Regions from separate parts of the Homo sapiens genome. Here region 2 is linked to region 1. Evidence: chromatin contacts called from ENCODE Hi-C or POLR2A ChIA-PET data. All regions are on one chromosome and are shown on one strand. Each heading gives the region's core, a stretch centred on a gene start or an enhancer-like site at or near the end of the contact. The rest is flanking DNA. Distances are from core to core; before and after follow the strand shown. Region 1 overlaps NRP1 (neuropilin 1). Region 2 overlaps PARD3 (par-3 family cell polarity regulator).

Region 1 (6,312 bases), core at 2,443-4,942:
CAGGATGCAGCAATTTCAAGTTTCCTGAAAACACATAAATTACACTAATCATAGTTTAATGCAACCAGAATGGCCTTGAGGTTTCCGGTGTGAGGTCACAGTTCTAAGAGACATTTAGGCCATTCCAGAGTCCCCGGGTTGCATTGCTCCAGGGTCATCTTTGCCTGACAGTCAACAAGGCCAGCCCCGCTTCTTCCTGCCTTCCTGGAGCCATGTTGGACCGCCCTAATTCTCCTCCTAAGAGCCCCTCTTTTCCTTCTACATGTCTCTTCCCAGATGCTGAAACTTTGGGCCACCAGCCCTACATTTATTTCCAATCGCCTAAAGAGATTTCTCTAGGAAACTCAAGCCTCCCCACTGATCTCTGTTCCCATCCTTCCCTTGGTCTTCAGGCCCAGATGCTGGAAGAAGCTGCTGCTGTTTCCTATGGGTCTCAGTGCAAGGGGGACGGGGGACGGGGGTGGGTGCCATTTACTGAGGGCAGACTTGGTCACTTGATATATGTTATGTGATTGAGAGTTTGTGCATTTAATAATAATTCCAAAGAGAGTATCTTGACTGTTATTATTCTCTGTCCTTATTGTCCTTGGCAACTAAATGGTGGCATTCCTTATAGCTATACAAGTTACTCCTGTTCTTACAAGTAAAGAGGAGAGCTCATGTTCACTAACTCCAAATGCCTGTGTGAGTGCCACTTACTCCTAGGCACCCAGGGCTGTTGGCCTCACTCCTGCTCATCTCCTGTGTTGTATTCTCATCTCCTGTGTTCTCAAACTGCTGTAAAGAAATACCTGAGACTGGGTAATTTATAAAGGAAAGAGGTTTAATTGGCTCACAGTTCTGCAAGCTGTATAGGAAGCTGATGTTCACACCTGCTCAGCTTCTGGGTAGGCCTCAGGAAACTGACAATCATGGCAGAAGGCAAAGGGGAAGCACATGTCACAATGGCCGGAGCAGGAGCAAGAGAGAGGGGAGGGGAGGTGCTACACGTTTTTTTGTTTTTTGTGTTTTGTTTTGAGACAGAGTCTCACTCTGTTGCTCAGGCTGGAGTGCAGTGGCACGATCTTGGCTCACTGCAATCTCCGCCTCCCGGGTTCACGCCATTCTCCTGCCTCAGCCTCCCAAGTAGCTGGGACTACAGGCGCCCGCCACTATGCCCGGCTAATTTTTTGTATTTTTAGTAGAGACGGGGTTTCACCGTGTTAGCCAGGATGGTACACGTTTTTAAACAACCAGTTCTCATGAGAACTCACTTACTATTGCAAGGACAAGGCCAAGAGGGGATAGTGCTAAACTATTCATGAGAAATCCACCCCCATGATTCAATCACCTCCCACCAGACCCCACCTCCACCATTGGGGATTACAATTCGACATGAGATTTGGTGGGGACACAGATCCAAACACTATCACGTGTATTCACCATGGACTTTCTTAACCCCTTTTCTGCCATTGTCCTTTTGCGAGAAAGTGCTTCTTCAACTATGGTAAACTGAAACAACAGTGAATAAGGAAAATATTAAAACAAATTTTGGTGTATAGTGGACAAAATATGAAGTTACAGAATCTTTAAATTGGAAGAGATTTTAGTTTTCAAATTCTAAAGTCCAACTCACATTTGTCATGCGCAGAATTTGAGAACCAGAAATGTTGAGAGGCCACCCAAGTTTACACAGCGGGTGAGTGAATCTCAGGACTGGGATTCAGGTCTCCTGGGGCTCCATCCAGTTCTTGTCCATCGCCCCATGGAATGTCCCCATGTTTTGTCGAAATACACAAGAAAACCTGGGATCACTTCCATAGCATGACAAGGGCAAAGTGAAAGCACCAAAATTCACTTGCTTTTGAAAGTATGACCTTAATTCCTGTCATTTTTTTCTCAATAAATCTTAATCTGAACTGAAACATTTTATCTTTTTAAGAAGGAGAAAATATTAGTATCTGCATGAAACCTTGCTGTTTCATGCAGATACTAATAAACCATGGCTTACAAGAATGTAGCCAAAGCGGTTTTTTCCCCAGGGAAGAGTTTGGAGGTCTCCAGGGTAACTGTTTCTACACTGTGGATATAAAATCCTAAAGGGTCCCCAATATCATGTATGTATATATATATTTTTTCTTTGTGGATAAATGACTCAAATTAGCATAGTCGCTGTCATCTCAGAAGCCACCAGAGTAATTTAGAAACTAAGATTATAAACCATACAGCACATGTCATAATCTCTACCTGGAACTGACCTGGCGAATTGCCACGTTACCAACTTTTGAACCAGAATCAAATAGATAAGCATTTGCAGCTCTCATGGTGAAGGGTGAGCCACGTCCAAGAAGGTTTGAGAGGTATTTCAAATAAGTCAGACCTCTGCAGACCAGGTTTACTGGGCCCATCTAAGAATTCTTCTGCATCTGCAATGCCATGGATCCATGGATAGCCGATATGTGCATGAGGAGGAAAGGATTGATTTGTTTTCTCAACAGGCTGCCAGATGCACTCTGTTGGTATTCAGCCTCCTGACCTGAATCACTAAAACTAGAGACCTGCTAGTTAGTTAACTTTAATCTCTATTGATGTCTAATAAGTCGCCTCTAGTTGCCTGGCACTTTGGGAGAATGTTTAGTTAAGAACAATCTCAACAAAGCACCTTATTTAGAATTGAATCCTTGCATGTCATTGCCGGGGCCCCATCACGTCTGCCTTCAAGCCACTGTGAGAAAATGATGCAGGAAAAGAGTTGTTGAACTGAACACCCCCAGATTTGATCCTGAAATTCAAAAGGATAAAGACTTCTCTGATTCACAAGTGTCTTAAGTGTAGCTATTTGAAGATCATAGCAGCAGGTGGTATTCAGGGACTGAGCTGATGTGCTCATGTTGGTAGAGAAGGCAGTTTTGGGTTTTTTTGGTTGTTGTTTGTTTGTTTGTTTGTTTGTTTTTTGAGGCGGAGTCTGGCTGGCTCTGTCACCCAGGCTGGAGTGCAGTGGTGTGATCTCGGCTCACTGCAACCTCTGCCTCCCGGGTTCAAGCAATTCTCCTGTCTCAGCCTCTTGGGTAGCTGGGATTACAGGTGCCCACGACCACGCCCAGCTAATTTTTCTATTTTTAGTAGAGACTGGGGTTTCCCTATGTTGGCCAGGCTGGTCTCGAACTCCTGACCTCAGGTGATCCGCCCACCTCAGCCTCCCAAAGTGCTGGCATTACAGGCATGAGCCATTGTGCACACCCGGCCAAGAAGGGCAGTTTTTGAATTGTGTAGTGAATACCACCCTATGCTGGTTACCATGAATTGAAATTGGAGTCATTCATACAGGCATAAGGTCAACCTGCACTATATGCATGGATGCTCTTGACCAATTTCAATGACAAATCACCATAATTTGTAAAGTCCTGGTGGTACTGAACAGTCATTAAAATTACACATTATAAATATATGCATTACACACACACACACATCTATTAACATGCAATTTTAGAATGGCGTACTATACTGTGTCTGATACTTCGGGGAAGGTTAGGATGTCAGCATTGATATCAGGTGACTTCCGGCATCATGGCCTGTAATCACAGTTTATCGTGCCCTCACTAACAGCCACACTTTACCGGCCCACCTGTGTCAACACCACTCAGAATGAGTCACTCACCCTTGGTACATGTACGAATTACCTTTCACATTTCGTTTGTCAAAGAGGCATAGGTCACATCTGGCAGAGTTACTGAGTCACTGGTGTAGGAATCTGAAACCCAAACTGCCTCCACTGAATTCTCTCCCTCGCCTTTATAAATGTTCTATTTCACCAATAAAGGGCTGTCAGCCTCAAGATTTAAAGGTTTAAGCTTGAAGGGGCCATAATTATTTCTCTAGGGCTCTGTTGAGATTTCTGCAGCTTACTCATTCATTGTTCCCACATGATTTTATATTTGTCATATTTTTCCCTGCAACAGCAGAAGTCTTTAAATTGCTCCATACAAATGGAAAGCTAAGGTTAACACAATAAATCTGAACTTGACTTTCCATACCCATTTTACTAATATGAAAAGGCTGACTAATACATGATTAGAACAGTGGTTATACTGGCGGGCTTTTATTAGAAAGATGTTCTGTCTTTACCCAGGTTATTTCTTGGGGAAGTTGTTTAAGTGGGATTTTCACTTTACTCCTTTTTCTCTTCTACTCATAGGTCCTGAATGTTCCCAGAACTACACAACACCTAGTGGAGTGATAAAGTCCCCCGGATTCCCTGAAAAATATCCCAACAGCCTTGAATGCACTTATATTGTCTTTGTGCCAAAGATGTCAGAGATTATCCTGGAATTTGAAAGCTTTGACCTGGAGCCTGACTCAAATCCTCCAGGGGGGATGTTCTGTCGCTACGACCGGCTAGAAATCTGGGATGGATTCCCTGATGGTAAGAATGACAGGAAGCACCCCAAAAAGGGAAGGTTCTGGAGGAAGGGCACCAGTATTCTTTTACAAGTCTCATGATACATGAATCATTAAAAAAAACCTCAAAAGGACACTGGAAAACAAAGCAAAACTCTCTATATTCAGAGCAGTGATGAAATATTTGAGCTCAAGAAGACCTTAGTAATTATCTAGTCCAATTCCTTCATTTTATAGATAAGAAGCTGAGGCCATGAAAGATTACAAAAGGTTCTTTTAGCTATTTTTGTGATATAATTGAGACAAACACATAGTTTTTCTCTCTAAACTATTTTGCTCATCCACTGACCTGGCTACTCATCATTAATTCACAGATTGTAAGAGGATGGGCTCTTAGTAATTCCATTACATCAAACCACTCATTTTATAAATGCAGAGACCAAGGACCTGAGAGGTTGAGTACTTAATAAAATTTTAAGGCTAAACTATGCATCCGTTATGCTACAAAACAAAAATTTGGAAAAGGAACGAGAATGTTTGGGCATTCCTAATTTAGACAGGTTCCCTGTACATTCTCTACAGATTTTTCATCTTAGGGAATTTGAGTCACCTCAATACATCATTTATAGTCATTGACCTATGCATTCATATACCTAAAAAATATTTCCTGAGCATCTGTCATGTACCAGGCACCATCCTAGCCACAGGGTAAGCAAAACAATGAAAGATGCTGCCCTTTGGAGTTTCTCTTCTGCCAGGTAGAAGGAAACAATAAACAATGCACGTTACAAATAAATGAATTATGTGCATGAAATGTTAGAAGGTGAGAAGTGCTATAAACAAATCTCCCCAAATGAAAGCAAGAAAAAGTACAGCAGAGTCAAGGGATGAGAAGTTGGGAGTGGGGAGGTATAGGTTGAAATTTTAAATAGGGTGGTGAGGTTAGACTTTTTTTTTTTTTTTTTTTGAGACAGAGTTTTGCTCTTGTCACCCAGGCTGGAGTTCAGTGGAGCAATCTCGGCTCACTGCAACCTCCGCCTCCCAGGTTCAAGCAATTCTTCTGCCTCAGCCTCCCGAGTAGCTGGGATTACAGGTGCACACCACCACACTCAGCTAATTTTTGCATTTTTGGTAGAGACGGGTTTTCACCATGTTGGCCAGGCTGGTCTCGAACTCCTGACCTCAAGAGATCCTCCTGCCTCAGCCTCCCAAAGTGCTGAGATTACAGGCATGAGCCTCCATGCCTGGCCGAGGTTAGACCTTATTAAAGAAAATGACATTTGAGCGAAGATTTGAAGGAGGTGGAGGAAATAGCCATATGGACATCTAAATGAAAGTTTTCCATTCCACTCTTGTGAATTAGAAGGTAAATGGCAAAAATACACAGTGAAATTCTGAACAGAGGGGGATAATATCCAATAATTTGTTAACAGCTGCATTGCTTGTCTTGTGTTTAGTCTGGTTTAATATTAAGATTTCTCTAGAGAACACACACTACACAGATCAGAGAGGATGGCTTGGAAGTTCTTCACCATCATGGAGTTAGGAGATGTATAACTATCTGTAAAACAGAGTCAGATACTATTCTCAAAAGAATATTTAAATACATTGTACATGAAGAATAAGTAAAATGTAGACCGGGTGCTGTGGCTCCTACCTGTAATCCCAACACTTTGGGAGGCCAAGGCAGGTGGATCACCTGAGGTCATGAGTTCGAGACCAGACTGGCCAACAGAGTGAAACCCTGTCTCTACGAAAAATACAAAAATTAGCTGGGCATGGTGGTGCAGGCCTATAATTCAGCTACTCAGGAGGCTGAGACAGGAGAATCACTTGAACCTGGGAGGCAGAGGTTGCAGTGAGCCGAGATCATGGCCACTGCACTCCAGCCTGGGGAACAGAGCAAGAATCTGTTTTAAAAAAAAGAATAAGTAA
Region 2 (6,312 bases), core at 2,189-4,688, 860 kb before region 1:
CCTATTGCTTAAGATGGGGGCGGGGATAAAAGATCTAAGCACTGGTGTGAAAGATGAGGTGAAGACAAATACAATTAAGACCAAAACATTCATTTCTAAAAACTTCATGAGGGAAACGGGTGTGCTTTGCAGTCTTTTCAGCCATTACTCACATCCTTAGGAGCAATTAAGCTTTTCAACATTCAAGACCCACAAGAGTTCAGTCAATAGTTACATAATTATGGCATGTGTGGGTGGGTGCGGAAGGCTGGGAAGGCACGATGGGTAGACAAAAGTTAACGTTGTTTTGATTAAAGGTTGTACATAAGTCTACTGAAGAAAATAATTACCAATATTAGCACTGGCCACTTTTCAACAGAGTCAACAGTTGACACTCTTCACATGATTTAATGGCATAAAAATGATTTCTGCTCCCTACCAAATCTTTAAATTGCTACTCTTATCAGAATATGGAATTCCTATTAGGGTCACAGCTCATGTGAATTGCTAAAGTAAGGATTGTGAATCTCAAGGGAATGCCATTAGTCTTTTTGTCATCAGCATCATTCTCACCATCATCTTCATCACAGGTTTTCATCCAAAGTGCCTGAATGTTTTGTATTTTACTTTTTGTTTTCTATATGTGCCCTTGGACATACAAAATTTTGCAGATTTTTATCATTCATAATTTAAGGAGAAAATCTGCTCAAAGTGATCCTTTATAAAAATATTACATATGTGTGTGGATATATATATACACGTGCACACCCACACATACTTACACACTATTTTCCTTATCTATAAGAAGAAAAGTGATAGATTATTTGAAATTATTGAATATTCTATGTATATGTTAATATAACAATGATTTTATTTCATAAGTGGCAGCACACTCGCATATTAAGCTGTCAAAGTCTTACAGTATTACCTAGTTCTAATTAGTACTGAAACTTTGTACTGTGGATATTCATGTTTGTTCTTTACTCTGTTAACTGTCTATTAAATATTTCGTTTTGTATTTTCATTTTTTTCTATTTTTATTTTGAAGCAATGATTTTATTTAATTAAGAGAAATGCTTAAAGACTTAATTCATAAAACACCGTATGAGACCATTACAAGCATGTAATCTCCAGCACTTTGGGAGGCAAAGGTGGGAGGATCACTTGAGAGCAGGAGTTCAAGACCAGCCTGGGCAACACAGCAAGACCCTGCCTCTACAAAAATTAAAAAGAAAAAAAAAATTAACCAGGCATGGTGGTGCATACCTGTAGTCCTGGCTACTGAGGACAGCTTGAGCCCAGGAGTTTGAGGCTGCAGTGAGCTGTAATTGTGCCACTGTACTCCAGCCTTGGCAACAGAGCAAGATTCTGACTCTAAAATAAAAACAAAATGTTTAAAAAAAAAACTGTGGAAAATATTTTTTTATATTTTACCCTACTAAATGATACCAACATTGTATAGCTTCCTCAAGCTTGAATTATTATCCCTTTATAATCTATGAGAAAGACAAGTACTTTGTAGTCCACTTACAAAAAAAAATACATATTTTTCACTTGTGGTTTTAAACATAGGCCATGAAGAGATTTACATATCATGGCTCTCCAGCATCCTGTGTAATATATACTCGTGTGTTTATTTCCATCTTACAATCTCTATTGTTATTATGGCTCTGGCAGCCATGTTTTTTTTTTATTTAAAAGGTCATTGCTTGTAACCAATTTCATCACAGGGTTATTTGTAATTTGCACTGTTAGAACAGAGCTTCGCCTTGTTCTCTGGTGAATCTCCAGAGTTATTACAGTTATGCCTGCGCAGGTATTTCCCTATGTGGGTGTTACTTTGTCGCTGCAGTTGTTGATGATATTTTATTTGAAAACATACACTTCTCTGTGAGGTTACAAATTACCTCTTTTCTTCACTTTATTTTTGTGCTTGGACTCAGATACATTATTTTGTTCATGCCATAGGGATTGAAGCCACAGTGTGTAAAATTCCAGATTGCCATTGTAATACTGTTCATCCAGTTTTTGTTTTTAAGAGGTCTTCATTTAAATTGTGAATTAGAGGGGTGATTTTTATTCAGGTCAAGTGTCAAACTTGCCGGGATGAACTTATTTAGTTGTTGCTCTGGGCTGGTCATGTATGCAATCTTCCTTGAAATATGTGACCTGTTAGAGGGTTTTATCTTAAAGGTAAGAGTGATTCTGTTTAGTAACCCACCCTTTTGCAAGTTCTAAAAAGAGAAATGGAGTAAACTATTAATGGTGAAGCCAATGTTTATGTTTCTTCCTGGTGAGCATGATAGTATGAAATATGTCAGTTTGCTGATCCCAAACTCATTCACTCCTTTTAAGTTTTCAGACCCCATATGCTGATAATGTCATCATTGGAATGTATCCAGATCCAACTAGATACTTGTAGCTGATAAAGTTTGAGGCGAACAGTGTCAGAAAACACACAGCAGAGAAAACAAGTCCTTCAACTTCTTTTTTCTCTGTCAGAAGCAAATTTTCAGGCCTATGGGAGAAACAACTTAAAAATACACCTGAAATTTCTACAAGACCTTGCAATTTCCCTTCACATCTCCACAAGCAGCTTGTCACAGAACAGCACGAGCTTAAAAAGCTGGTTACTAAATCCTGCTGCAGAATGCCAGATCTTTCAAGACTGTTTGACACATGCATATAGTTTACACTGAGTGAAAAGGAAAGGAAAATGTGGTTCTTTTGAGGGTGTAAAGGAAATGGTGTAGTGTTTTCTTTCTGTCCAGTGGTTTATCTCAAGCTTCCCATTGCTCACCGTGACAAGAAAACAGCTCAGTTTCCTTTTTGGCCAGCCTCATCAAGTGTAATGGAAGAAAATGTCTGTCTCTTTTAATGCAGTTGATGAACAATTGTTTGCATAAGCAGAACTCGCTCAGCGAAGTGTTTTTCTTGCTGAAGGCCTCACTGATGTGTTATTTGAACGGTGTTGTGAAGCGGGTCTCTGAATACACATTTGTTCCAGTGAGTGTGGTTATAAAGCCCCTAGTAGAGACTGGGGTATTGTAAAGCCTAATCTCCTCACACATTATTTTTGTATCGGGATATTTTTAATATGCTCACTAACTAAGCCCATATGCTTTGAAATGTTTGTCCTGTATATTGCTTCATTACTGCTTATCAACAAGTAAGGTTGTGCTGGCTTTGCAGAAAGAGAACAATAGATGATGCTTGATTTCTTTCTGTGCTGGCCAAAGCCAACCATAGGAGCCATTCTTTTGGTAACAAGGCTACCTGTTATCTTACAGCTCGCCAAATGAATGTTCAGACTCTGTTGTTTTAGAAAATCATTATCAGGGCAAAGTCTACCATTAGCTTTCAACTCTAAAAGAAAATCAATAACTTGTTTCAAACAGACATTCCTCACTCAGACTATGCCTGTTGCACAACGTTGCATAACAGAGGGGGAACTGAGGGTGGCGAGTACTGAAAAGGATCACTTAAGGGGCCTACTGCTGATGCTGTGACAAACCATTGGGATGTTTCATAAATGTAGAGGCACCATTGTATATTTTGAGCACAGCTACTTTTATTTCAAAAGGCCAGATCTAGAAGGTAAGGTAACCATTGTCAGTGAGAAATTGAAGCATCCCAGAAACCTGATCTATACCATGCGGTATACACGTTCAGTAATCTGATTTCGGTGAGAAGCACCAATCACCAGATGACTTGCTGACCAAAGTATGTTTTTTCTTTTCTTTCTTTTCGTTTTTCCTTTTTTTTTTTTCTTTTTTTGAGACAGGGTCTTGCACCATCACCCAGGCTGGAGTGCAATGGCACGGTCATGGCTTACTGCAGCCTCAATCTCCTAGGCTCAAGCGGTCCTCCTGTCTCAGCTTCCCAAGTAGCTGGGATCACAGACATGTGCCACTGCACCTGACTAATTTTTAAAATTTTTTTGTGGAGACAGGGTCTCACTGTGGTGCCCAGGCTGGTCTTGAACTCCTGAAATGGAGTGCTAACCAAAGTATTTAGTTAGAAGGATTGAAGTGTTCTCTATAGGGGATGATTAACTTAGGTAAATTGCCATTTCCTAATAACTAAGGTAAAATGCATTACCTAATAACCAATTTAAGTAGCGAGTAGCTTTTGGGTTTGTTCTTTTGATAGGCATTTCTGTTCCCTGTTTGGCTGCCATCTGTGGATTGCAGGAGACCTGTTGGTACCTAGTTTAAACTAATCTTGGCTTAAAATTTCACTGTCATCCTGTACTAGAAAGGGAATCAGCTATACTGTATCCTGCTGTAAAACTAAAATATATACCTACCCCCCAAAATTCATCAACATGGCCACCTCACAGGTGTGCACTCCTGGACTTTCCCTCTTTTGAGAGTTGTAGCAAATTTTTATTTATTTATTTATTTTTGGCATTAACATCTTCTAGTTTTTGGAAGAGCCTCATTCTTATTGTATCTGCTCTGTGTATTCTGGAGAGAGGTAAATGGTGTCTTATGTCAGCATTTACCAAGCCTCATTATAAAGACTAGACGCTGGGTTTAGTGGCTTACACCTGTAATCTCAGCACTTTGGGAGGCTGAGGCAGGATTGCTTGAGGCCAGGACAACATAGGGAAACCCCATCTCTACCAAAAAAAAAAAAAAAAAAAAAATTAGCCAGGCATGGTGGCCTGTGCTTGTAATCCCGGTTACTCGGGAGACTGAGGTGGGAGGATCACTTGAACCCAGGAGTTCAAGGCTGCAGTGAGCCATGATTGCACTACTGCACTCCTGCTTGGGTGACAGAGTGAGATCCCATCTCTAAAAAAAAAAAAAAAAAAAAAAAAAAAAATTAAAGAAGACTAGAAAGTTTGATCTCTTCAATTTAAACCACATGCCAAAGCCAAAATCACAGTTTAAGAAAATTGAGTGTTTATGGGCTCATAAGAGCAAATATATGTATGCCACTTTTCTCAAAGAAACGATTTTGAAAAACAAATCACAGAATTTTCAAAATTTTCAAAGTCAATTCATAAGAATCGAAATGGAGTCAACCAGTTGTGTGATCTGTACAGAACTTTCTGGTTAACGATGTGCTTGTATTTTCCTCTTCCAGCCGAACGCACGGCCGGCGACGCAGAGCGGGCGACACTCGGTGTCCGTGGAGGTGCAGATGCAGCGGCAGCGGCAGGAGGAGCGCGAGAGCTCCCAGCAGGCCCAGCGCCAGTACAGCTCTCTGCCTCGGTATGAGGACGCTTGGCCGAGCCTCCAGATCCCCCCGGCCCTTTAAGATCCCCCGCCCTTTAGGAACGCGCTCCTTCCCAAGTCACTGGGGCCTCTCCAGCTTGCCCCTGGTAGCAACAGAGGAACCAATAAATGTCCCGTGGCTACTGTTCCTTAGCGTGGGGGGCTGTCGTACTGCGAGGCCAGGGGAAATGCCCATTGCAGGAGATGCCAGTATTTTCACCCACAAGCTCCCTAAAAAAGTGAAGCGACTCGTGTACTGGCTTCTTAGTATTGGCTCTCCTGCTTCCTGTGTGGACAAGACAGTATCTTCATCTGAAAAATGGGAAGATAACCCTTATTTGGCTTAGCACATATGGTTATTAGAATAAATGATACTTCATAAATCCAGAGCTCCATAAAAGGATCGAGAGTCAGTGCTGCATACGCCGTGGTTGTGTGGGATCCATGGTCCCAAACCTCACTCTCTTACTGTCCCATCATCACTGCTCTCACCCATGTTTAACTTTAGAGGGTCTCAGGGATGTTGAGCTTGTTAGCTGGGAACCAAGCAAGAAACCCTTACTTGCCTGCTCCCCAGGGGAGACGCCTTGGCCCAGTTCTCCGACAAAGGCCTGCAAGGGTCTCAGGGTGACTGAGTGCCAGTACATTGAAATAGTAACTATTTTTCCATCAAAGTTTTTCTTCCAGGCATAGTAAAGAATAAAAATGTTGAAAAACATTCAGCTTTTTAAACTTCCCAAAACAGGTGACTCCTGTAGTCACAATTCTTATAGGCATTTGTTGCTGTATTTCAAAATCAGGTGACAAAGACATATTTTAAGTGGGAAAAGATTCATTTGCCATGTTGATATCAGGTAGACTTTTGACTTTGAGCAAAACAGTTTTAGGGAGTTAGGAGACAAATGCTTATCTTGACTGACCAGTGTAGAGTGATCTTGATCAATTTCTAATAAAGATGAGTCCTGGCCAGGCACGGTGGCTCAGGTCTGTAATCCCAGCACTTTGGGAGGCTGAGGCAGGCAGATCATTTGAGCCCAGGAGTTCGAGACCAGCCTGGGCAACATGGCAAAACACTATCTCCATAAAAAAATACAAAAATTAGCTGGGC

The links. A loop is a pair of places that touch in the nucleus more often than their neighbours do. ChIA-PET counts read pairs that join two places held with the same protein, here RNA polymerase II (POLR2A). Pooled maps may share reads with other maps.
Region 2: a pooled map shows a loop between it and region 1 (11-fold over the local background). The contact joins two enhancer-like sites. A Hi-C loop is called at or near these places in 6 of 50 pooled maps. POLR2A ChIA-PET finds 5 or more read pairs at or near these places in 2 of 52 experiments (AG04450 and OCI-LY7).

The regions. Positions count from the first base shown.
Region 1 is chr10:33,261,736-33,268,047 of GRCh38, reverse strand. It overlaps NRP1 (neuropilin 1), which reads left to right. Exons shown (of 17, transcript NM_003873.7): 4 at 4,175-4,402. Among named protein-coding and RNA genes, the nearest start is that of NRP1, 70 kb to the left of the region's middle. RefSeq lists an enhancer at 3,123-4,322. Within about 2 kb of position 3,692, at least 10 of the 41 ENCODE cell types and tissues checked have a DNase peak (open chromatin) inside an H3K27ac peak, as active enhancers do.
Region 2 is chr10:34,118,502-34,124,813 of GRCh38, reverse strand. It overlaps PARD3 (par-3 family cell polarity regulator), which reads left to right. Exons shown (of 25, transcript NM_001184785.2): 24 at 5,074-5,201. Among named protein-coding and RNA genes, the nearest start is that of LINC02629, 220 kb to the right of the region's middle. Within about 2 kb of position 3,438, at least 3 of the 41 ENCODE cell types and tissues checked have a DNase peak (open chromatin) inside an H3K27ac peak, as active enhancers do.